Regions from separate parts of the Homo sapiens genome. Here all the other regions are linked to region 1. A link is an interaction called in ENCODE POLR2A ChIA-PET data of the cell type or tissue named here. Cell type or tissue: OCI-LY7. All regions are shown on one strand. Each heading gives the region's core, and the rest is flanking DNA. Links, peaks and the distances in the headings are about the cores only.

Region 1 (7,798 bases), core at 2,902-5,401:
TTCTACCAATGAGGTTTATAATTTTGTATGCTTTCATGTTGCACTTCAGCATCCTTTCATTTCAATTTGAAAACTTCCTTTAGCATGTCTTACAAGCTAGGTCTAGTGGTGATGAACTCTCTAAGCTTTTTTTTTTCTTCAAGTTTTATTTTCAGTTCAGGGGTACCTGTGCAGAATGTGCAGGTTTTTACATAGGTAAACATATACCATGGTGGTTTGCTGCCCAGATCATCCCATTGCCTAGGTATTAAGCCCAGCATCCATTAGCTATTCTTCCTGATGCTCTTCTTCCCCCAAACCCCACTTCTGACAAGCCCCAGTGTGTTATTTCCCCCATGTGTCCATGGGTTCTCATTATTCAGCTTTCACTGGTAAGTGAGAATGTGTGGCATTTGGTTTTCTCTTCCTGCTTTAGTTTGCTAAGGATACTCCTTTCATATCCCTGCAAAGGACATGATCTTGTTCCATTTTATGGCTGCATACTATTCCACGGTGTATATGTATCACATTTTCTTCATCCCGTCTATCATTGATGGACATTTAGGTTGATGCCGTGTCTTTGCTATTGTGAATAGTGCTGCAATGAATATACATGTCCATGTATCTTTATAATAGGATGATTTATATATTTTGGGGTATATACTCAGTAATTGGATTGCTGGTTTGAATGATATTTCTGCCTCTTGGTCTTTGCAGAATTGCCACACTGTCTTTCACAATGATTGAACTAATTTACACTCCCACCAACAGTGTAAAAGTATTCCTTTCTCTGCAACCTCACCAGCAACTGTTGTTTTTTGACTTTTTAATAATAGTCATTCTGACTGACATCTCTCTAATCTTTCATTTGTTACAAATGTCTTTATCTTTTCTTCATTTGTGAAGGACAGTATGCCTTTTGCAAGGTATTACATTATTCATTGATAGCTTTTTTTCTTTCAAGACTTTAAATATACTATCTCACTCCCTTCTAGCCTATAAGGTGAATGCTAAGACATCTGCTGAAAGTTTTATGGAAACTCTCCTCTATATTACAAGTAGCTTTACTCCTGCTTTTTTAAAATTATCTCTTCTTCTTTGACTTTTGACAGTTTGATTATATTGTACTATGGTGTGTTCTATTTTAGGTTTAGCCAATTTAAAATCTGTTGGACTTTATATATGCTTTCCTCACTAAGCTTAATTATTTCTAGCTTTTTATTTAAAGAGAGAGGCATGTAACTCTTCTCTTCACTTGAACATTTAGAGACAATTGTAGGGTTATTTATGAATGAAGTAATAGTGTTGTGTCTTGGGAAATAAGGAGGCCTGAATGAAGAGAGAGAAATAGGGTAATAGACAGGTAGTGAAACATTCAGAATACACACCATTTATTGTTTAAGTTCACCATATTATGTGGGCATAGTTAGTGGCACCACAAAACAATGAAAATAGTAATATCAAAGATCAATCACTGACCACAGATGAACATGATAGACATGAAAACAATGAAAAGGCTCGAAATATTGTAAGAATTATTGAAATATGAGGAGACAAGGAGTGAGAACATACTGTTTGAAAACTGGCACCAGTAGACCCTCAATGTAGGGTTGCTACAAGCCTTCAATTTGTAAAAAAAAATGGAGTATCGGTGAAGTGCAATGAAACAAAGCACAATAAAATGAGCTAGGCCTATACAAATTAAGAAACTCATAAAGTGACAGTATATTATGTTTACCTTGAGTTTTATTCATTACATTATTCTTCTTTCCTATCTGAAGTTTCCAACCTTCTCCTGCTTTTATTTATTTTTATTTTTTGAGAGCTTTTTTTAGCCATTCCTTAATGGTCAATGTGGTAGCAACAAATTCTCTAATTTTTATCCATCTTAGGATGTCTTGAAGGATAGTATTGCTGGATATAGGCTCAACCTTGACTTTTTTTTGTCATTCAGAGTTTAAAAATCTGTGCCACTTACTTCAAGCCTCCATGATTTTAGATGAGAAATCTGTTATTCAAATTGGTGTAACTCTGTAGGTAATATCTATTTCTATAATTTTGTCTATCTAGCTATCTAGCTGTTTCTATTTTTTTCTTTGTGTTTAGTTATTTAGCGTGTAATTATGATGTGTCTTGGTTTAGATTTCTTTAGGTTTTCCCATCTGGAGTTAACCCGATTTTTGAAATTTGTAGATTTATGCCTTTCGGCAAGTTTGGGAACTTTTAAGCCATTATTTCTTCAAATATTTTTCCATCTCACACTCTCTTCTATTCTCTCCTGACTAATCAACAGTGCAAATGTTGAACTGGTTTTTATTGTCAGGTTCTTAAGGCACTGTTTTTTTTGTTTTGTTTTGTTTTCTACTTTTTCTTTGAGTAAATTTCATTGCTTTGTCTTCAAACTCACTGATGCTATACTCTGTCCTCTCCTCTCTGCTACTGAGTATCCAGATTTTTTTTAAATATTGGCTATCATATTTTGCCTTTCTTTTATTTGATTATTTTTATAATATCAATTTTTAATGAGATCTCTTTTTCATCATTTTCAATAAAATTCATAATTGCTTATTGAAGAATTTTATGATGGCTGCTTTAGAATTCTTGTCAAACAATTTCACCACTGATTTACTTTGCTATTGACATCAGTTGATTGTCTATTGTCACCGAACTTGTGATTCTCGGTCCTTTGTTCTTAGTATATCTCATATCGTTTGCTCATTATATTAGAATACTTTTGATCCTTTTTCAGTGTTGTATTTTAGCATGCAGTTGCCTTATTTAGGTTTAGTCTGGCTTTAGTTTAAGTTTTGTTCTGGCATAAATTCTGGTTTGCTTATGTGAGCTACAACCCCAGTGTGTTTAGATTTCAGACCCATTGCAATGCTATTGTAGAGGTTGAGGTGTTGGACCTGGGTCTCATTATAACACTCGCTGGAGATGCTAAGCTTCTCTGATACTACGTTTTTGGGCTGATGACCCTACCCACAAGTAGCTGGTTATGGAACAGGGGTTGGATAGTTGCACTGTGATTTTGCTGCTGCTGCTGCTCTTGTTGCTGTTGCTGCTGCTGTGGTAGAATTAGACCGCTGGCTGGAGATCTGGCTGTGGAGTGGCCAGGGTCCTCGCTGCCACTGTGGACTTTATTTGCTCCACTGGAGATTCTCCTGTGACTTTATGGGTAAATTGGAGATACTGCCAGTGTGTGGTTGTGAAGAAGGGATTGAAACACCCCACTGGCTCTCTGATGTGCTTCGGCTTCCCGTTCTTTAGCCAGGTTTTCTTATTTGTTTGATCATTTTGTCTACAACTGTTGGTGGTTTTGGATTGCAGTCCAAACCTCTCCAGTCTCCAATCCACAATACAAACAAAAAACAAAAACCCAGAGAACTCACCGTGTTCTTTCCTCAAGTCCTGATATCCCTAATAAATTCACCTTCTTCTTACCCAGAGTTATATTTTGGTTTTCTGTTGAATTATTTCTAGGGCTTTCAGTTGTATTTAGAGGAGAGGAGGAGGGAAAGTGAGTCTATGCCATCTCTTTTCAGAACCAGAAGCCCCTAGTTATTTAATTTTTAATACTGCAAAAAACTTTTCATTAGGACATATGTCTTCATATGCCCTCAATGCACAAATGGCCTCTCAAAGTGCTATCTCCCAGTAATATCACCTTCATTGATATATGATCACTGCCTACTGGATATCTCTTAAATGTGCAACAATCATCTCAGACTGAACATGTCAGAACAAAATTCTTATTTTCTTCCTCAAAAATGCACCTTCTAAAATCTGCCTGTTTTTTGTAAATGCCATCATCATAACATCGTTACCTGATTTTTAAGCCTGCTCCCCACAAAAGAATTATTCTTGGTTCCTCTTTTTTCTTTCGCTTTCATATCAAAGCCAAGATCTATCTGCACTAGATCAAGTAGATCTAGCTACACTATTTTCTAAATACATGTTCACTCTAACTGCTTGTTATCATGGTCACTTCTACCATCATCTACTCTGCCTGAATTACTAAAACAACTTCCTCATTGATTTCCTGCTTCCATTCTTGGTGCGTGTATAATGGTCTCTTCTAGACTTTGTAGCTAGAGTCATTTTTTATTAATGTAATTGACAACATTTCAGTTCTTTTTTAAAACCATTAGCTGTCTGCTTCTGCAATTAGAAGAAAATCTAAATTTTTAATCACGTATTTCCAGACTCTACAATGTAGAGTCTATATGACCAGATGCCTGGCTACTTCTCTGAACTTTTTATAAAACTTTCTCCTTTATTTACCAAATTTCAGCTACTGTAGCCTCTTTCTGTTCTGCAAACATGCCAAACTAATTTACTCTTAGCATACTAACTTCTTTGACTGCCTGAAACAGTCTCCCTAGTACTTTGTGTGAATGATCGCTTTTAATCCCTCAAGTCAAAGTTCAAACTTCTTCCCAAAGATACTTTTCTGTCCACTCAATTTTAAGTATCCTCCTGTACATCTACCCAGTCATTTTCTTTCCCTTTTTTCCCCCGCTAACATTTGTCACTATCTGTAGATATATTATGTATGTGTTTAATTGCTTGGTTACATGTTTATTGTTTCTCTTTCTTTCTCATTTGAATATAAGCTATCACAAGCAGAAAACCTATTGTTTTTGTTCCCTGCTATTTACTCATTAATAAAAACACAATCTTGTACTTAGTAGGTGTAATAAATATTTGTTAAATTAATGAATGAGTAATCTCTCTTGATTTCTACCCAGTTGTAAGCCATTAGCAATACAGGGCTTGCTTTACTTACCTACAATGCCTGGTATATCACAGTTTCTCTGTATCACATAAATTAATCATTTTGAAATGCTGATAGTTTTGCTTGATTAATTGTTTGGTATTTGTCATTCTTGACTATTGTGCAAGGACATGCCAATAATTTGAGTGGAGACAAAAATGAGCTTAAAAGAGTTCATAAAAGGCTTGCTATAAATTGATTCTGTTTAGTCTTCTCAATGAATCTATGCCAAATCAGTGTTACTCTTCCCCCAGATGTAATTTTGGCACTGTCATCTAAACCCCTCTGTTTTTGATCCTTACCTTCTGACTCTTTTGCCTTCTTCTACCTCTTTTTTTCTTTTTCAGTTAATTCATAAAGTGGGGTGTCAAGGACAGCTGGATCCATGTAGCTAACCAGGTGCTCTAATGCTACAGGTGCTCTTCGTGACTGAGCCAATTATACTTATTATCCCCAGAGAAAGGCAACTTCAGTGCCACCTTTAGCCTTCTTGGGGACTTTAAGTGATCAAAGCTTTCTTCTTTGAAGTAGAAAGTTTTATTTATTTAAATAAAATCAATAGCAATGTGATAGCAAAGGGACTCATATGTTCTCCAGTTTGCACATGATCTTCACACTTTTTAGGAAAAGTTTACTGGTTATAGGATCTCAATATCTATGAAAGGGAGACCCCAAGAAGGAAGGAAACATGAATGAGAGTTGACAGTTCATACCCACTAGAAGACAGCTACAAAATGTTATTTGAAATGAAAAATGGTTTAAAAGTGAGTTTCTCCTTCATTGGAGACAGAATGTTTGGGTACATTTCTGAGTCAAGTGCTGTTTGAAGTATTTATCAATGAAGACAAATCTATTTTTAGCAAAATGCTTACTCTAGACTTTCACTCTTCATCATTAAGTAAAATCTAGTGTAATTCCCCCTTTTCCCATAAAACGTCCACATGGAAAATCTTGTCTTTACTGAACTCACTGTATAATTTTACTAGTTCAAATGCTACCTACTCTGTGAAATCTTACTTGTCTCAATCTAAGTTGTGAGGAGCTTCCTTTAATCATATGATATTAAAATAATCTGTTTAGATAGCTATCTCTCCCAGTAGAATCTGGGACCATGACTCAATCTCAATGTGTCTTCAGAAGCTAGAGTTGTCTAGCTTGTCTTATTCACTAAAGTATATTTAAAATGAATTTAGGTGCACACTGTGTTTCGTGTCTCATTACTTCTTCTTGTTTTTCTGTATCAGGAGATGATTTCCCCCAAAGCATCACTCAAAAACCAATTCTGAATAGATAAGGGCCAAAGGTTGAATGTCTTCATCTATTAAGCTGCATCCCCTTAGGAGTAGGAAATTATGTCTGTATTTTCTCTCTAATGCTGTACCTAAAGATATGTCTGACGCAGAAGAGGCACACAGTAAATATTGGCTGAAAATGTAGATACAAATATAACTTTAAAAGGAAGATTAGTAGTACAAAGTTGAATCTGTAAATTTGACTTCTGAAAGTAACAGTCTAAGTTTATGCTGTATTTGTAAAGCAGAAAGAAAAAAATAGAATTACTCTTGTTCAATTTTTTCTGAGACAAAAATTTGCTGAGCTATGTCAATGCCACAAATAGAAGGGGGCAAAAATCCAAGTTCCAAGATGGACTGAAGCTGTTAAAAAAAGTTTTACATTTTCAACCTAGAGATAATCTGTTATTGAGAATAATGTTTCCTTTAATTCCCTAAGAGATTGAATATTTGCTGAATATTCTTGTACTACTTTCTCTCTACATTTTGGCAGCATAAATTGTTAGACTTTGTGTGTTTTGGGTGTTTGCTGTGTTGCTATTTTTAGCCCTCAGTACCAACTGAGCAACAGAAAAACCGGGACTGGAAGTAATAAATTAGGGTTCATTTTTGAGCAAGATCCATCTCAGAGAGTGGTAGGTCCCCTTAAAATTCTTAGAGGAGATTCTTAATTTAAACAGATTGTTGCATTTCCATTCCTCATCTAAAGTTTTATTTTTAAGCCCTTGCTGGGAAGGGTCTAAACATCAAATGAATTTAGATGTTTTAGCCATACACTTCAGTAATTTAAGATCAAATGTTGCTTTTTTATGGAGGGGAAAAAGAGTTATCTGAGAGTTTCTACTTGTAGACAAATAGAAACTTCTGACCCAGGTAAACTGTACCCATGAATGCCTCGATGCATGAATCAAATAATGCATGAAATAATCAATGCATGAAAGAATCAAATCATGGAGATAGGAAACGAAAATATGATAGAAAAGTAGGCAAAGACACAATATAAAGTATTTATTACATAGTTTGATTTTGTTTTATGTTTTAAAATAAGAATGAAGAAACACGTGCCCCAAAAATGATAACTTTACTTTCCCTCCTTTAAATTTCTAAATGTAGAAATTTGGAAATACTAGAGGAATAGCTAGCATAATGTCATTCTGATTCTTCATTCTAACCTAACGCCAATAGAAAAGACAGTAGATGACTGACAGAAATAGACAACTTAATCTAAAATGTATATGAGAAGACAAAGCCAAAAGATAGTCAAAATAATGAAGGAAAATAACAAGGTGGGAAGCAAGAAACAAAGATTTATTAACAAGATATAAAGATTTGTTTTAAAGGCTACCAATTAAAACAGTGTAATTTTGACTTAGTGATAAACAAATAGACCAAATTGAAGAGAGCAGAACTCTAAGAACAGACTGATGGCAAAGTAGAATTATAATCCTTGTTATATTTGTCATTGCAGATAAGTGGGTAGAGGATGGATTACTCAATGGGTAGTGTCTTCTACATTTGTTATACATATGGGGAAAAAACAAATTACAATTCTGACTTTTCACAAAAATATTTTGTGGATAAACTGCTTAAAAGTGCAGGGCAAAACTATAAAACATTAGAAAAATATGAACTATTAATACATGTATAACATAAAAGAGAAGTAGTTCTTAAACAAAATGTAGAGAAATAATAATATGACTACATTAAAAGAAATAAATGCCACCTCTGAAAACCTACCACAAACAAAATG
Region 2 (7,798 bases), core at 1,883-4,382, 200 kb before region 1:
TTACATATCTTTGGGACACACTCTCCCCCGGTGTCATAGGAAGGGGGTAGGTTTGACATCATGGTGATCTAAATTTGAATTCCATCTCTGCCTCTTACTCACCTAGCAAAGTTAATTAACCATTGTGAGTTTAATATTTTCTTCATGAGTTACGTATAAAATACTTGCCACATAATAGAAATGATAGCTTGTTCCTGCTTTCTCTACATGTACTGACTATCCATTAAAACATTGAAACTTCTAAGAATATGTACACTGAAATTGTATGTATATCAATATTTGTTTTGAAAATACTGTAAAGTTGTGGTTTGAGTCACAAATATTGTATCAGTCCATGAATAACTGGAAAAGAAAAGTAAAATAAATTTGGAGGGTTGTCACATTCTATAGCATTGGCTTTTATAAAGTGTCAACAAGATATATAATTAAGTAAAAAAATAAGGAAAAAATACTACGGCATATCTAAATCCATATTTGCACTCACCACCCATCTTAATTTGAAGCAGTGAGGTTTCTTTAGGGGACCCAGTGATTCACACTTAAGAACAAACAGATGCCTAGGAATAAGTGATTAAGAGAAAATATTATTTTTTCAGAAAATAAATGGTGATAAAATAGATGAAAAATGGTTTTAAAGATGCATATTAAGTGATGAGTGAAGTTTAAAGGAAAATTGCATTTTCATTTTTTTTCCTAATGGATTCACATGGTTTGAGCTTTTAAGTGCATGTTTTAAGTTACTCTTTTGTGATTGTTTACAGTTAAGGCATATTACCTTGCTCTTCAAATACGTGCTCTAAGATATTCCTCTGTAAACTCAGGGAAAGGCACTACATTATTTATTTACAACCTGTCTTCTGCCCCATGGGGGAGAAGTAACACCAGATAGACAAAGGTATGGAATTTACCGATATTGAGCATGAAATTATCCTTTCTAACTAATACGTTTCTCCTGCAATTATCTTCTGAAAAACTTATATAAGAATTAGCCCATGTGAGCTTTCTTCGCAGATTGTTTGTCCTCAATTTGTTTTCTGCCAAGCAAACCAAACACCTGGAATGCACACGCTCATTCCTTGACTGTGCTTTCAGTGTTTGTTGGCAGAGGGTGACGGTTGCTTTTAGCAGATGTGCAGGATCAGGGTGGCCTTTTTATCTTTCTACCCTCAAGGAGTCAGTTTCTCAGATAAAGGAAGTGGTGAGGATAACGGATGTTTCAGCCTTACCATTAAATAAAAGTTAAGCATAGTAGGTATAATAAACATGTTTATTAATTATTTGTCAAAGGTAGTGACTTTGTTAAAACATTTGGAAAGAGAAATTTAAAGACAATGCTTAATTTTTATTAAATATTAAATCTTATTTTATGACCTGAAGTAAACTAACAACCAAAATAATTTTCTTTGTTTTCCCATTTACCTAACTTGATGAAATGGAAAATCTTAGAAATAATATTTATAGGTAAATATAAGGATTTATTTTATATCAATATATTTTACATTATGTACATAAAACATATTGCTACAAACTTCTTAACCTAATTCATCATATGCATTAGCTAGGTTTACTCCGGTAAGTTTTAACCCATGACAAGGAAATAAACTTTATTTTACTTTTGAGAAATATTTCTGCAGAGATAACAGAAAATAAATGTGCATACTCTTTGATAAATATATATGTGTGTATATTGATATCTACATTTATATATGTATATATTTGAGATTTCTTATTATAAAAAGAATAATCTTTATTATTATGACTGATGGGGTGCTCCAGGCTAGCTTATTTTCTACTTTTTTTCTTTCTGAATTCACTTTTTTCATTGCTAATAAACAATATCCCATTAAGGCTAGGATAATAGAAGAGAATCAATGAAGAGTGGAAACTTGCCTGTACCCCTCTTCTCTGCACGTCACAGCTGATGAAATGGCAAGATAGTAATAGAGAGTAAGATGATGAATTTATTGTTTCAAATGAGGACTCAGGGGTTTCTGTACACTTTAGATTTTGATTTCATAGCTCTGCCCCAGTGACTAAAATGAGCTGTACTGTATGTCTTTTAAATGCCAATTGGTGATTCAGGGCCCATATTTTAACACAAATGAGCCATCCTATTCCTTAAGTGAATACCATTACAGAAGGAAGTAAATGTGAGTTTTCTTATGTCACCTCAAGGGGAAATCTCAGATGGTGGCCCTCCTTCTTTATCACATAGGAGAGTTATTTCTGAAGCAGTAGTTCTCAAAACATCATATACATGAGAATCACCTGAAGGTTTATTGAAATACAGAATTTTTGGATTCAGCAGGTCTGTGATGGGGCCCAAGTATATGCATTTCTAACAAGTTCTTAGTGATGTTGATGTTGCCAGTACATGAACCAGAATTTGACAACTACTGATCTAAAACATAAAACTTTTTGCCAGAATGTAGAATTTGCATGATTGAGATTTTATAATCTAAAAACAAAGGAATATTATAAAATTTCAAAACAAACTAATCTTAGAATAACTTTGAATTTACTTTCATTTAAAAATTATTTTTAAAACATATTTTTAAAGGAGTAGATGAGGATAGTAGATTCCACTAGACAGAGTTACGCAGTCTCTGTTTTGAATGACTATTGAATACAAATTTCTCTCTAAGATTGTGTGTACTAAGAGTTTCCAGTGTAGGATTACAAAATCCACTGAGATATAATAATAATCCCCTAATCCACAAGACTGGATATTCTAAAAATCAAGGAAAATTTTAAAATAAAAATTGGTGAGCATTAGAGGTTAAAACTGTCAACACAAAAATGTGAAGACAAAGATTTATAACAGCTTTATTTTAATTGCCCCAAATTAGGAACAGCTCAAATGTCCTTTAGAAGGTGGATAAACTGCAGTACATCCATAGAGTGGAATATTGCTCAGCAGTAAAAAGGAGTGAATTACTAATCGACACAATAGTTTGGATGGGTCTCAAGGGAATTATTCTGAGTGAAAGAAGCCAATCTCAAGTCATTGCAGACTGTATGATCCCATTTATATCACATGTCAAAATGATAAAACTATCATGACAAAGGGCAGATTGGTGACTGCTAGGAGATATGACAAAGGGAGGGGTGTCACTGTAAAGGGGTCGTATGAGGAAGTTAAAAAACTGGAACTGTTCTGTAGCCTGATAGTGATGGTGGTTATATAAATTTATACAAGTGTTAAAATTAATAAAACCATACAGCCCCTAAAAAAGTCAAATTTACTGTATAATAGTTTTAAAATTAAAAAAGGCAGAATTACACTACCATTTAGTTACATCAAGTAACTGAATTTGCAGTTGTATGAGGTAAAAGTATCAATTTATATAAATAAAATATGCTTTATTTCAAACAAAATAGATAAGAAGATATGATCTCTATGAGAATCATTCTTCAAAAATGGTACTAATTCCATTTTTTCCAGGCAGAGATCCTAGGCAAATTTTGGAATTTGGAAAAATCTGACTGACATAGTCCTTAACTGTGTTACCCCTGGTACCCTTCCCCTATTTTCTCATTCGGTATTTTTCTTAGAATCCTTTCCTGTAAACTTTGCTGCTTTAAAAATGATTTTCATGGACACGTTTATTCCTCTCATTTAGACTAACTGTGAAAAACTGACAGCCTAGAACTTTCATCCAGTTACCTCCCACATATATGTACACGCCCTCAGAAATTGCCATCCATTCACAACTTAAAGAGCCCAGTGGCTTCTGAAGGAAGCCCATACCATTCTGAAGTAGCTATAATTTTTAAAGACACTAAGGTCTCTAGAAATGTCTGGAAGATCAGGTCTCCAGAAGAATTGGCAGTTTAATTCTAGCCAGGGATCTGATCAGGTGATATCAATAAACATCTGTTGAAAAAATGCATATGTTTCTCTCAGTGAACGAGTTAATAGCTAATACACTTATAATGGCAACTCTGTGTGAAGTACTTTTCTGAGTACTTTATGTATATTAATGTGCTTAATCCTCTCAGCCACTTTTGAGGTAGGGACCCTTATTATTTGCATTTTCAGATGAGAAAACTGAGGCACAAACACATTTGGTAACTTTCTCAGAGTCAGTGGTGGAGTCAGTCTTCAAGCCCTTGATGTCCAGCTTCAGAGTCCATGCAGATAGTCTCAGTTGACTTAGTCCTAAAGGCAGCTGTGGGTTGAGGTTCCAACAGCCTCTGGTCTGCTTCATTCCTCAAAGTAATCTCCAAGCCCGAATCCTAGCATGGTGGTAGAGGTGAGGCTCCATAAACCTTAGAAATAGCTCTCCCAGATATGACAACATTTGGGCCTTGGACCAGTGGTCGTGCATCCACTCTACAGTAACAGGGGCTTCTATAGTTAATTTGATTCTCAGTTTTAAGATTACTAGAGAATCAAATGTTGAGTATGCACTTTTGTATGTTAGTGGGATATCTGAAGCAACATTACTGATAAAAAGTAATTGCACATTTCTGGATAGTGATAACTGGAATAATACTCTCTTGTGATAAAAGATACAGTTTTTACATGGTTTGGCATCTTTCTTTAATCAGTACCCATGATTATATAGGTGAGTCTTGCATTCCCTTCTTGGTGAACACATTCCAGACTCATAGATTGGGCATGGTGATGGCAGGCAGTGGAAAAAGCATGGGTTTTTGAGAACTGTGTTTGAATAATTTTTATGCAGTTTGACTTTGGGCAGGGAATTTTATCCTTTCTGAACCGTTTTCTTTCTTTCTCTTTCTTTCTTCTTCCCTCCATGAGTGAATGATTCGTTGTAGTGAGGATTAAAAACACTATGTGTAAAGTGTTCTTTTTGGCATTTTGTACATGAAATAATGTATGAAAACATGATACCTATTATCTGCTTGCTATGAGTTAAGATATCTGTATTTAAGTGGAATTAAATATGAACAACTCTGGGAGTTTGTGATGATCGTTATCCAGGTACCAATTTTTAGATTTACTTTCAAAATCTAAAAATGATATGCAATATCAATTTCTCTTGGTTACAAAGACTGGTGCCAAGGTTTTTCTCCTGATGACATACCCATAAGCCTTGTGAGGAAATAAAGTAATTTAAATATGAGCTTAATGCCAGCACAGCCATAGAAGTAAATACATGTCTATAAAATGAAGCACTTAATTCCTTTAAGTAGCTGCCTTTTAGGTTCTTTTCTGAACTGACCCCTTTTTGGCCCCCAGGCTCTGATGTGTAAGGCTGGACCTGTGCTGTGCTGAATTTCAGGAGAGAGTGTACAAATGTTACTCACAGTGTGAGTAGTGAGAGATGGAGTGCAGGCCAATCTTCTGCAGCTGGGAAGAGCAATTAGCAGCTTCATGAATTAGGGTCTTGTTTACACTGTTGTCCAAGATAATCATTTGTTTGTTTTAACTAAGATGCTCTATCTTCATCAGAGGCATCAATCCTCATATTTAAATGATAAAGTCTTTGAATTTCACAGATAATGTTTGGATTTCACAGCGGGAACCCCACACAGCACATATTCTCTCTTGCTGACTTTGATAATCAAGACATGAGCTATGTATATTGCAAGTTTTTCTTCAAATAGATATGAAAACACGATGTCATCTATTCTTGCAACATTTTTTACACAGACCCATTTTAAGAAATACTTTTAACATTACGTCCCAGCACACATACATACATGCTTGTGAATGCACACAGAGTCCACAAACACTTGTGTTCTTCATGTAGACACAGCACACAAGCTCAGATTTTTTGGTTAAATTTATGCCTTCAAAACACATTTTAAAATATGATAATATGAATATAATATAAATAGTTAATATTTTAAGCAATTGAAAAATTAATACACCTTTCTGGGTTTAGATGATTAGAAGACATTTATAGAAGACATTTACATTTTTAGAAACATGCATTCATTTCCTATTGTATTCTAGACATCTTGGCGGGTCCTAGAGACCCAGAGATAAACAAAGCACAATCCCTGCCCTTGGTGAACTTACAGCCTGACTCTCATATCATTTCAAGGCCCTAGGATAAGTGCTGGAGTGCAGGTGTGTAGCCTGATAGAGACATCAAGGTGAACACAGAGGAGGAACAGATCATGAAAAGTGGGCGGTAGAGAGCTAGGAGATTTGTTAGTAAAGGGTTGAATCTCATTTTGTTGGTTAATATACAAGTTTAAAGCAGTAATTCATCACATGTTGTAAGATGAGTTTCTCAAAAGGAGAAAACCTTTAGAGAATAAAGGTGGCTGGTGTGTTGTTCTGACTGATGGAGGGGCTTCCTGTTTTATACCAAAAGCACTGTATTGTTCAGGAGCAGCTCAGTCAAAAGACATTGGTCCACAATGACACCTGGGTGTGTAAAGAGTCACATAAGTTCTTGTAATAAAAACATCAGAGAGCTGTTTTATGACAAGAGTCACAGGTGTGCATTGCACCATCTGCTGGCATAGGGAGAGCATGAGAGGCTTTGCCAAGGGACAGATCAATGTTCTAGCCCTGACAAGCCTTCCTGGCATCCTTCTCAGGGATTCTCAGCTTTTGGACCTTGACTTCTTTCCCCTTTTTGACATAGAGCAAAGCAAGAGGTGGTTTAATAAATAATCATGAGGTATCACTTCTAAATTACTGAAAAATCTTTTAAATATCTGCATTTACATGGTTCTTTCCATTTCCTCCAGGAGAACACAGGGGGCTGGTCTATTCCCAATTCTGAATAAAACACAAGATGGTATCTATAAATGATCGGCCCAGCCACCAGAGGACCTCTTGCTCTCCTGCATTTCTTTGAATTTGTTCTTAGCCTCAGCTTCTGCCTCTGGGCCCCATCCTTCCAGATGTGAGCAGGCCAAACTCTTACTCTGCTTCCACCCCCTTATCCGCACATACACCATAAAAGTGCACCTCACTTTTTGCCCCTTCAAACTATCCTTGCTATTGGCTATAGTCTTTGCCCTCGAAATCTCTTCTGTGCCATCCTTGGAGAAAGGTCTGGAAAAGGAGAGCAATACTTGAACTCTCAAGGAAAGACAGAGGAAAGTTGCTTCTAACTCTCAAGTGTGTGTAACAAGAGGTTAAGATAATGACTAACTTCATTCTCAAAGTTCACTTCTTGGGGGATAATTATCAGATTCTTGATGGGTATTTATCAGTAAGGAGAATGACTAACTTTTGACTGAGGATTTTGAGTAAATGCTTCTATTCTTTTTTGTGGGGTACTACTCTCTTTATCTTACTGGATGGGAGATAGTTGTGGGTTTTTTTCCCTAAATAATGAATTAGTCTAATTTAACCCTTTATCTTGAAAATTAGTGAACAATCCTATAATGACTCATTTGGAAGTCACTGCTTAGCATACTTACTGAAAAACAAAGAAAATATGTAGTTGGAAAGCTAAATTGAGTAACTCCTTGTTTTTAGCAGATTATAAATTTCTTAAAGGCAGGTACAGGGCTAAATCTATCTTTGCATCTCACAATTTTTAGCAGACTTTTTTACACCTAGTAGGAGCTGGGTAAATAATAGTTTATCAACTTCACTGGCATAACAAGGCCTAATTACACACATGATCACATACACATGGATTACCTGTACAATTGAAACTGGACCCTCCAGGAGAGCGAGTGCTTTACTTTGACCAATTTAAATACAAATCTCAGCCTTGTAAAACATCAAATACAGAATATAATTTAATATTCTCTCATTGATTCATTGTCATAGTATGAAAATCAGTTATTGAGCTATATCGTGAGAATGGTGAATTTGTGCTGTTAAAACTTCACCTCCTCCAGGCATATCCAC
Region 3 (7,798 bases), core at 1,883-4,382, 100 kb before region 1:
CTTTTTATTTTTGTCAGCCTTGCTAGATTTATCAATTTTATTGACCTTTTCCAAGAACTAGCTCTGTTTCATTGATTTTTCTATATTGTTTTAGCTTCAATTTCACTGATTACTGACTTATCTTTATTACTTTATTATTTTCTTCCTTCTGTTAATTTTAGGTTTATTTCGCTTTTTTTTTTTTTTTTGGTGGTTTCTTGAGATAAGAAGTTAGATTTTTAATTTGAGATTTTTTTCTCTTTTTTAATGTAAATATTTAATGCTATAAATTTCCCTTTCAGTCTTGCTTTAGCTGTGTCCCACAGATTTTGATATGCTGTATTTTCGTTTTCATTCATTTGTATATATTTTTAAATTTTCTCTGAGACCTTATCTTTGGCCCGTGGATTATTTAGTGGTGTGTTGCTTAATGCCCCAGTGTTTAGAGATTTTCCTTTTGTCTTCCTGTTACTGATTCTTGATTGATTCTGTGATAGTTAAATAACATATTCTGTATGATTTCAGTTCTTATAAAATTTTTGAGGTGGTTTTACGACCCAGGAAATAGCCTATTTAGTTGAATGTCCCATAAGCACTTGAAAACACTGGGTATTCTGTGGTTGTTGGGTGGGATGGTCTATATATATCAGCCAAATCAGGTTGGTTTATTTTGTTGTTCAGGTATTCCGTATTTTTTCTGTTTTTATGTTTACAGTTCCATCAGTTGCTGAGAGGTGGATATTCACAACCCCACCATAAGACTTTCTAAAGCCCTGGAATGAATTTCAAGGCAAAAGTTGCCTCCAGTGTCCCTGACATGCAAAGACAGAGGAGGGACTTGGTTTTTCAGACCATGCTATCTTTTAGTTCCTTTTGCAATTGAATAAGAAATGTTTTATCACCTAAAAAAAAGTTAACATTTCATAAAAATAGTCTGGAAGGTGAAAGTCCTGTGAACAGTGATTGGGCTTTGGGTGAGCTGTTCCTATAAGCTTCTGCCCGCATCTCTCACTTGCCAGGCTTTCAGCCCTGTTGCTTAATGCCAGTAATACTACTTTAGGTTTAGGTAGAGGAGTGATGAAGTTGACCGTTTACAAAGGACAGTTCAACAATCTGCCTTCCTAATAGACCAGGAGGGTCTATATTCTTGAATGCCGTGAAGATAGAACAATACGAAATCAAGACAGCTACATAGCAGAGTAAAGAGGGTAAAAAAGAGCATGAGGGAACCTTAAGTTAAATTAAATTATAACTGCAGCAAATCATTTGATATGGATTCTGAAACTGTAGGGATGTGTCTCACCTCTGCTTTATAAAATCCCTTTTCTCTTCTACCCTCCCCTACTCCCAACTATCTGCTGAATGATTCATTTTGGGTAAAAAGCAGTTTCATAGAGCATTTTCCATTAAAATGTTTTACTTTTGAAATTACAGTTCAGAAGGAGGCCATGAAAAAGAAATCCTAAAAATGCATAGTATTGCAAAACCCATGCAGCTTTTATGGGGCTTTCTTATGGTGATTTAATGTACCTCTGTTCTGCGTGAGTAAGTAAGCGATACTCCAATCTGCCTTGCAGTAGTAGAATTGGAATTTCTCACGGAAGACAATAGTGGAAGTCTTTGGAATTTTTTGGAATGTCTTTACTCACTCTTTTCACTTACATTTAAGATAAACCTCACTTTGGACTATCCCTTACAGTCTGCTCAACAGCCAGAATGAGATATGAGTACTATGAATATAAATGGAGTTTAAATACTTAATTTTGCTAAATGAGGAAAGTGAGGCTAGAAGGCCAGTCTCTGGTCCAATGCAGTCTCTCTTGTCAGAGCCAGAGAGGGTCTTCTGCTACTTTAGCACCTACAGAATTAATGACAGATACAGATTTCAGAAACTCAGCAAGTTTATTCAGTCTGACAAAGTCTGACTTGTCAGAGTCTACTCTGCCTATGTAAACTCAAAACCATCTAATACCTGCAAGTTGTAAAGAGAGCACACAAATAAGAGGAAACAGTATCTCAATAATTTGGAAATACGTCATTACCTATCCCCACTCATAAGAAAAGAACTGGAGATTCTCCAACTGTCAGAGTATGATCTTTTTCTTCCCAGATAGAGAAGGTGGAAATGAGCCTTTGCAACAGGCCTCTTGTTTGTTGAGCTAATTGGGGAAGCTAACGATGGATGCAGATAAATCAGGTTGCAATGAACTAAAAATACATGCAAATAAAAGATATAGGAAAGAATGGTGAGGGAAGAGGAAACCAGGTCAGGGAATGTATATCCTGTTTGTTTTATTTTGCTGACTGATACTATGATAACAGTATCAATCAGGAATCTGCAGACAGCACTCTGACCTTTTGGATCTAGATGCCATTGAATCAATCCTGTATTCTACATCTGAGGAAACGATGTATGTTTAAAGAGTTCTTTGGTGAAGAATTGTGAAGTTGGAGGGGGTCAGCCTGTCAGAAATACAAACTTTAAAATAGGCCAGTTTTTGTTTCCCTCTGGAACAAAAATTCAAAATGCCTTTCAACTCTTCAGTTATAGTTATTCAATTCCCTCTAGCTCTTCTGTACACAAATCAACTCTAAGCCTCTGAAGATTCGTAAAAACATCTTGCAAATGCTATCCCCAAGCCCTCTCATGGGAGATGAGAAGGTTACTATAACCAGGGTCCTAGAACTTTAATGTGCATGGAAACCCAGATCTTGTTAAAATGCATTTCAGTGCAGAAGCTCTGGAGTGTCTTGAGATTCTACATTTTTAGCAAACTCCCAGGTGATGCTGGCGCTACTGGTCTACTGTTTTGAAAGCAATGTAATAAATAGTACATTTTTATTCATTGCCAGCTCATATACAAGTTGTTGCAAAGGGAGAGGACCTACCCAAATTCATTATTTTATTTCACATTATTTGTATTAGGCACAATTCTAATATTTCATAGTCAACATTTCTAATCTTGTGAATTACAGCTAGTATTTAGAATTAATATGCTAATGTTTACAAATCCAAATTTTAAGAAAGCATATGAATATAATGTGATTCTATAACATAGCAGACACTCATAAATGCATGAATAACATGTGTACCTATTTTCACTTTGGTATGGCAGGAAGTGTGTGTGTGTGTGTGTGTGTGTGTGTGTGTGTAAGTGAGAGAGAGAGAAAGAGAGAATATTCATTTTAGCCAGATCTCTTGGTGGTTTATTTTTCCCTTGTGGAAAATACGGTGCTTCAGGTAAAGTTGTTGTGTGAATATTTAAAAGGCTAAAACAGAAATCTCTCAACCATCTAATTCAAATATAAATAAGAGCAAAACTGTGGTTAAATATTATGAAATAGAATAGAATGACAGCCTAACAAATCAATTCATGTCAACATATGAATATACACATTTTGTGTTTCAAAGTTCAAACACCCAAGGAATATGTCTCAGACCTTTTGGGAAATTTTCAAAGGTATAATATGTTTCAATTTTGGTACGCCTAGTGATTTGGGAATTTCAACAAATTTAAAATAAGAATACTTCCATGAAAGCTCATTTCAGTTGTTCGGATGGCAGAAAATAACCAGACTGTGAAAATGTATCCCTATCACCCTTTGCTCCTGGCAGCTCTTTCCTTCAATCATTTCAGTTTACTCTTGAATGAATAATAGTGGAATGGACTTAGTGGCATGGCTGGCAGGAAGATATGATTATCTGTGGAACATGTATATTTGAAAAGAGACCAAAGCCACAATTTCTTTTCTGATAGTTCTTCATAGAAATTCAATAAATAGTAACGTGTTTAGTTTTTTTGTTCCTTCTTTTAGAAGTAATGTTTCTGATATAATAGCGAGCTGTTAGTATTAACAGCTCCAAGTAAGAAATAAGGTTATTGCCTCTTTAATGTTGTTCTGAAACACATTTGGGATGGGGCAAAATGTACCTTAATGGAATTTACAAATTTATTTAACCAAAGCAGTTGAGTAAGGGTTGACAGTGAATTCAATATTTTTAGCTTGACTGATTAATGTAATTGTCAATGTAATTGAGAAGGTTTTTTTTTTTTTTTTTCAAATATCGCTTTTCTCATTCTTTGTGCTTCTGCTGTTCTTCACCTTGATTTTTTTGCTCCTTGGGGTTGGCTGGAGATGGGGAGAAGGAGCATCAGAGCTGAAGAAAGAATGTGGAATACTGGTATGACCAATAAGATGCATTAATTTATAAACAGTAGGATTTTTGTCTTTATACCTTAATTTGCCTTCTCTAAGAGTTGATGATTCTTTAAAAAGATGTATTTTCCTAATAAGTTACATACATTTTAATATTTAGAGTCCACTATTCTTTGTAATTTTTATTTGAGGAAATAGGTGTAACTAATAACACTAAGAGAAGCAATGCAAAAGTTGTTACACTTGACAGCTCTGAGGACATGATTTATACTTTGGGTGTCTGCATTATTATATTTCCAAAAGCAGAGGGGTGAGTTATTAAAGAGTGACACGAGGACTTAATTGTCTGATGTCTATTAACATCAGTGGGAGGAGTCACATGGATGAATCCTTGTGGAACATGCTGTTCTGAAAATATTAGTTTGAAAAAAGTTTCTATGGAAATGTTCATGTGTTTCTTTCATTAATTGGTCTAATTATTCCATTTACAAAAATGAGAATGAGAAGTATAACACTGGGATTAAGAGAAAAATTAACATTATTAAGAGAAATAATAAGAATCATGCTATTTTTAGACCTAAAAATCTTACACATTCCCAAAAACGGTATAGATGGCCAGGTTCTCTCTATCCCCTAGGAGGTTACAGTAAAAGGAATTTGTTCAGCACATTTGCAGTAATTGCTTTAGCACTTTGTATTTTATGTGATTTTTGGTGTTTAAATTTACATTTGTTATGCAGTTAAGAACTACTGGTATTATTAGAATTTTCTGTAAAGATGGAAAGTAAGACAAATTATAGCATTATCTGTTTTCTTTACTATACAAAAGAAAGTAGAAAGCAGTCGTTTGGCGAAAACAGAAAGAAAAAGGAGATTTGGATTAAAGATGGCAAGAAAAGAAAGGTGGCAAGTAAAGCATACACATATATGTTATTGAAAGCTCTAGCATTTCTTTGCAGTTTTTCTAGGAGACAAACTAAATAAAAAACAAAATAACCCTAAAAATTTCAAACTGCTTTTTCCAAGAATGTGATTTACCTGATTATTTAACTGAATGAAATCTTGACTCTCCCTTTTACTTTTCTCCTCCTTTTGTTTCTTGTTAATTTTTTGAGAGCAATTTCTGTTCTCAGTTGTCACCTACATCTATGAACTACCCTGTTTTTCAGTCCCACTTTTCTTCTGAAGCACATTTAAAACAAACAAACAAACAAAACTTTTTCATTGTCTCCACCACCTTCCCAAACCTAAGTCTGTTTTCTCATTGTATTTTCTATCTTTAACTCTTGACTGTACACAAGTTCCCTGCAACTCTCTTTATACTCTTTTTTTCTTTTTATATTAAATAAAATTTGCACTTCAAACTCAGGATGCTGCTCATGTTATGTTTTAGTTGTCTGCATTTTTCTCTTCATCAGTTCTTTTTCTTTCTATTCTGCACATGTCTCTCCATTATGAGATAGGACACTTCATTATTCCAGAGACAGTCTCAATCTAACAGCCAAATAATGAAGAAGAATTTCTGGGATTTTCTCCTTTTCTAGTAAAAGACCACAAAGAGTACCATGCTATTTCTTGTTCACCGTGGTATCCCTAGAGCCAATGTAAATTTGGCCCTCAGGATTTGTGACTTCACGTAGCAATTAGTTGTGACAAAAGAGTGAAGAGCATCTTAAGTAGTGTTATTTTTATCTTGCTTTCCAAATTCAGAGATGCAGTGGTACCCATGGGAAAACTGCAAGGCTTTTGGATGGTGTTTAAATTTTTCATTTCCAAGAACTACACATTTGGGTAAAAACTTTAGTGGTATTCCAATTTTGAATAGAAAGCAGTTTGCAAATTGCTGAACTTATAAGACACTATCTCAGAAGTAAGTACCCCTGAAAGACGCTGCTTTTTAAAACTCTTTCTTCATTCTACTGTCTTTAGACATGACTGCTTACTACAGGGACACAAACGCAAATTCAGCAAAACCAATCAGCATGGGCTCATTTTACTCATTACCTCCTAGTTTGTCTATTCCCCAGACCAACAGCATAAGATCACAGTTTTAATCACCCCCTCCAGCTCTGAAATACCAAGAGCGCTTCTGTCCAAATGAGTGGCACATAAATGTAATGGTTCCACAGCAACAATCACTGTAACCTAGGAAGGCTACAATACTGTCTGAAACTCATCGAATTAGTATAATTCTAAAAGAAACACTGTAACTTAGGCACTCTGTTTAGAGCTTATGCGAGTGACAGTCTTATGAGTGGGTTCACTAGTTGGTTCAGTAGTTATAGTATGATTCCATGGCTGAGGCATATTTGCACAAACGTTCTTTGGGAGAGTATGTTACCAACGTGCAGTAGCCTTCACATTTATGCTCCTGTCCAAAGCCACGAAACCACCACAGACCTTCCCCATGCTTTCATTTAGGTGCTATTCACAGTTGTCAGCCAATCCTTCCTGGTGGGTGATAGTTTTGATGGCTCTTCAGTGACTCCCACCAATCCCTAATCATGAGGAAGATGCTTAATCATGGGGAAGATGTCAGCCGACATCATGATTCCCACACTGTTTTTTACAGGTACCTAGAGACTTGTAATTCTCCCAGATGCTCTTACTGCTTTGGGGATTGTTTTGTTGTTGTTGTTGTTGTTGTAATAGGTCCAGCACAATTGCACCCTTTATAAGCCACTGTGTGTCATATTTGTTCTGAGAATAAAAAATAAATGGCAGAAAGAAGGTCCAGATTAAAACCAAAAGCACACCTTGCAGAATGCAGGATATTGCAGTAGAACACACATTTTGAGTATTGTAGGAATATGCAGTAAAATCTGTCAAGCTAGCTCCAAGTAGGTTTGCATTAATTTTTGTTTCCTAAGGAAAACAACTTATAAACAAATATCACTTTCATTACTCATTTATGCATGGGCAGTGTTAAGTAGCCAGTGGTGTGGTATTATGATACAGAGTTCAGAGGGTTTGAAGTGCCTTTTAGTGATTTTTTTTTTTTTTTTTGAGACAGGGTCTTTCTCTGTCACCCAGGCTAGAGTCCACTGGCATGAGAACTGCAGCCTTGAACTGCCGAGCTCAAATAAGCCTCCTACCTTAGCCTGAGTAGCTGGGATTACAAGCACCCGCCACCACATCTGGCTAATTAAAAAAAAAAAAAATTGTAAAGATACGGTCTTGTTATGTTGCCCAGGCTGGTCTCAAACTGCTGAGTTCAATTGATCCTTCCACCTTGGTCTGCCAGAATGCTGGGGTTACAGGAGTGAGCCACCACACCCAGACCCCTTCAATGAATCTTGATGAATAATTCAATTTTCCCAAGTTAAGACCTAGTAGGTCTACCTGCTAGAAAAGGCTCAGCTTTTGCTGACCTGGGCCTGTGGAATTGAGATGAGTCAAAGAGAACAATCCAATGACAAAAAAATAAATCCGAGAAAAAAGCTCCAGCCTAGCTGAAAATTGTAGCAAGAATCAGGAGAAAGAGAAGACAATCCAAGTGGTGGTTTTTGTTATGTTTGTTATGTTTTCTTTTATATGTAGAATATTTTATAAATTGTGAAAACAATGCAGTGCATAAAGAAGGCTTTTTGAAAAGACCTCAAAACTTTATGCTAACACAACAATGAATTTTTAGTTTTGACTCTTCTCTTTCTGCCTTTGA

What was found. Peaks named below come from ENCODE experiments on the same cell type or tissue, not always from the same donor. Only the 100,000 strongest peaks of a DNase experiment are listed, where the experiment ranks them.
Region 2: POLR2A ChIA-PET joins it to region 1 with 6 read pairs; 1 of 35 experiments calls an interaction of 5 or more read pairs at or near these places.
Region 3: POLR2A ChIA-PET joins it to region 1 with 5 read pairs; 2 of 35 experiments call an interaction of 5 or more read pairs at or near these places.

The regions. Positions count from the first base shown.
Region 1 is chr3:35,853,308-35,861,105 of GRCh38, forward strand. No RefSeq gene overlaps it. Among named protein-coding and RNA genes, the nearest start is that of MIR128-2, 110 kb to the left of the region's middle. RefSeq lists a silencer at 3,890-3,939. In OCI-LY7, for the core only: no CTCF peak of the experiment used is centred there; a DNase peak (open chromatin) is centred at 3,894; H3K4me3 peaks cover 1,117 bases; H3K27ac peaks cover 1,395 bases.
Region 2 is chr3:35,653,561-35,661,358 of GRCh38, forward strand. All of the region lies in intron 1 of ARPP21 (cAMP regulated phosphoprotein 21), which reads left to right. Among named protein-coding and RNA genes, the nearest start is that of ARPP21-AS1, 5.5 kb to the left of the region's middle. In OCI-LY7, for the core only: no CTCF peak of the experiment used is centred there; no DNase peak of the experiment used is centred there.
Region 3 is chr3:35,749,944-35,757,741 of GRCh38, forward strand. The region is part of intron 19 of ARPP21 (cAMP regulated phosphoprotein 21); the gene reads left to right. Among named protein-coding and RNA genes, the nearest start is that of MIR128-2, 9.4 kb to the left of the region's middle. In OCI-LY7, for the core only: no CTCF peak of the experiment used is centred there; no DNase peak of the experiment used is centred there.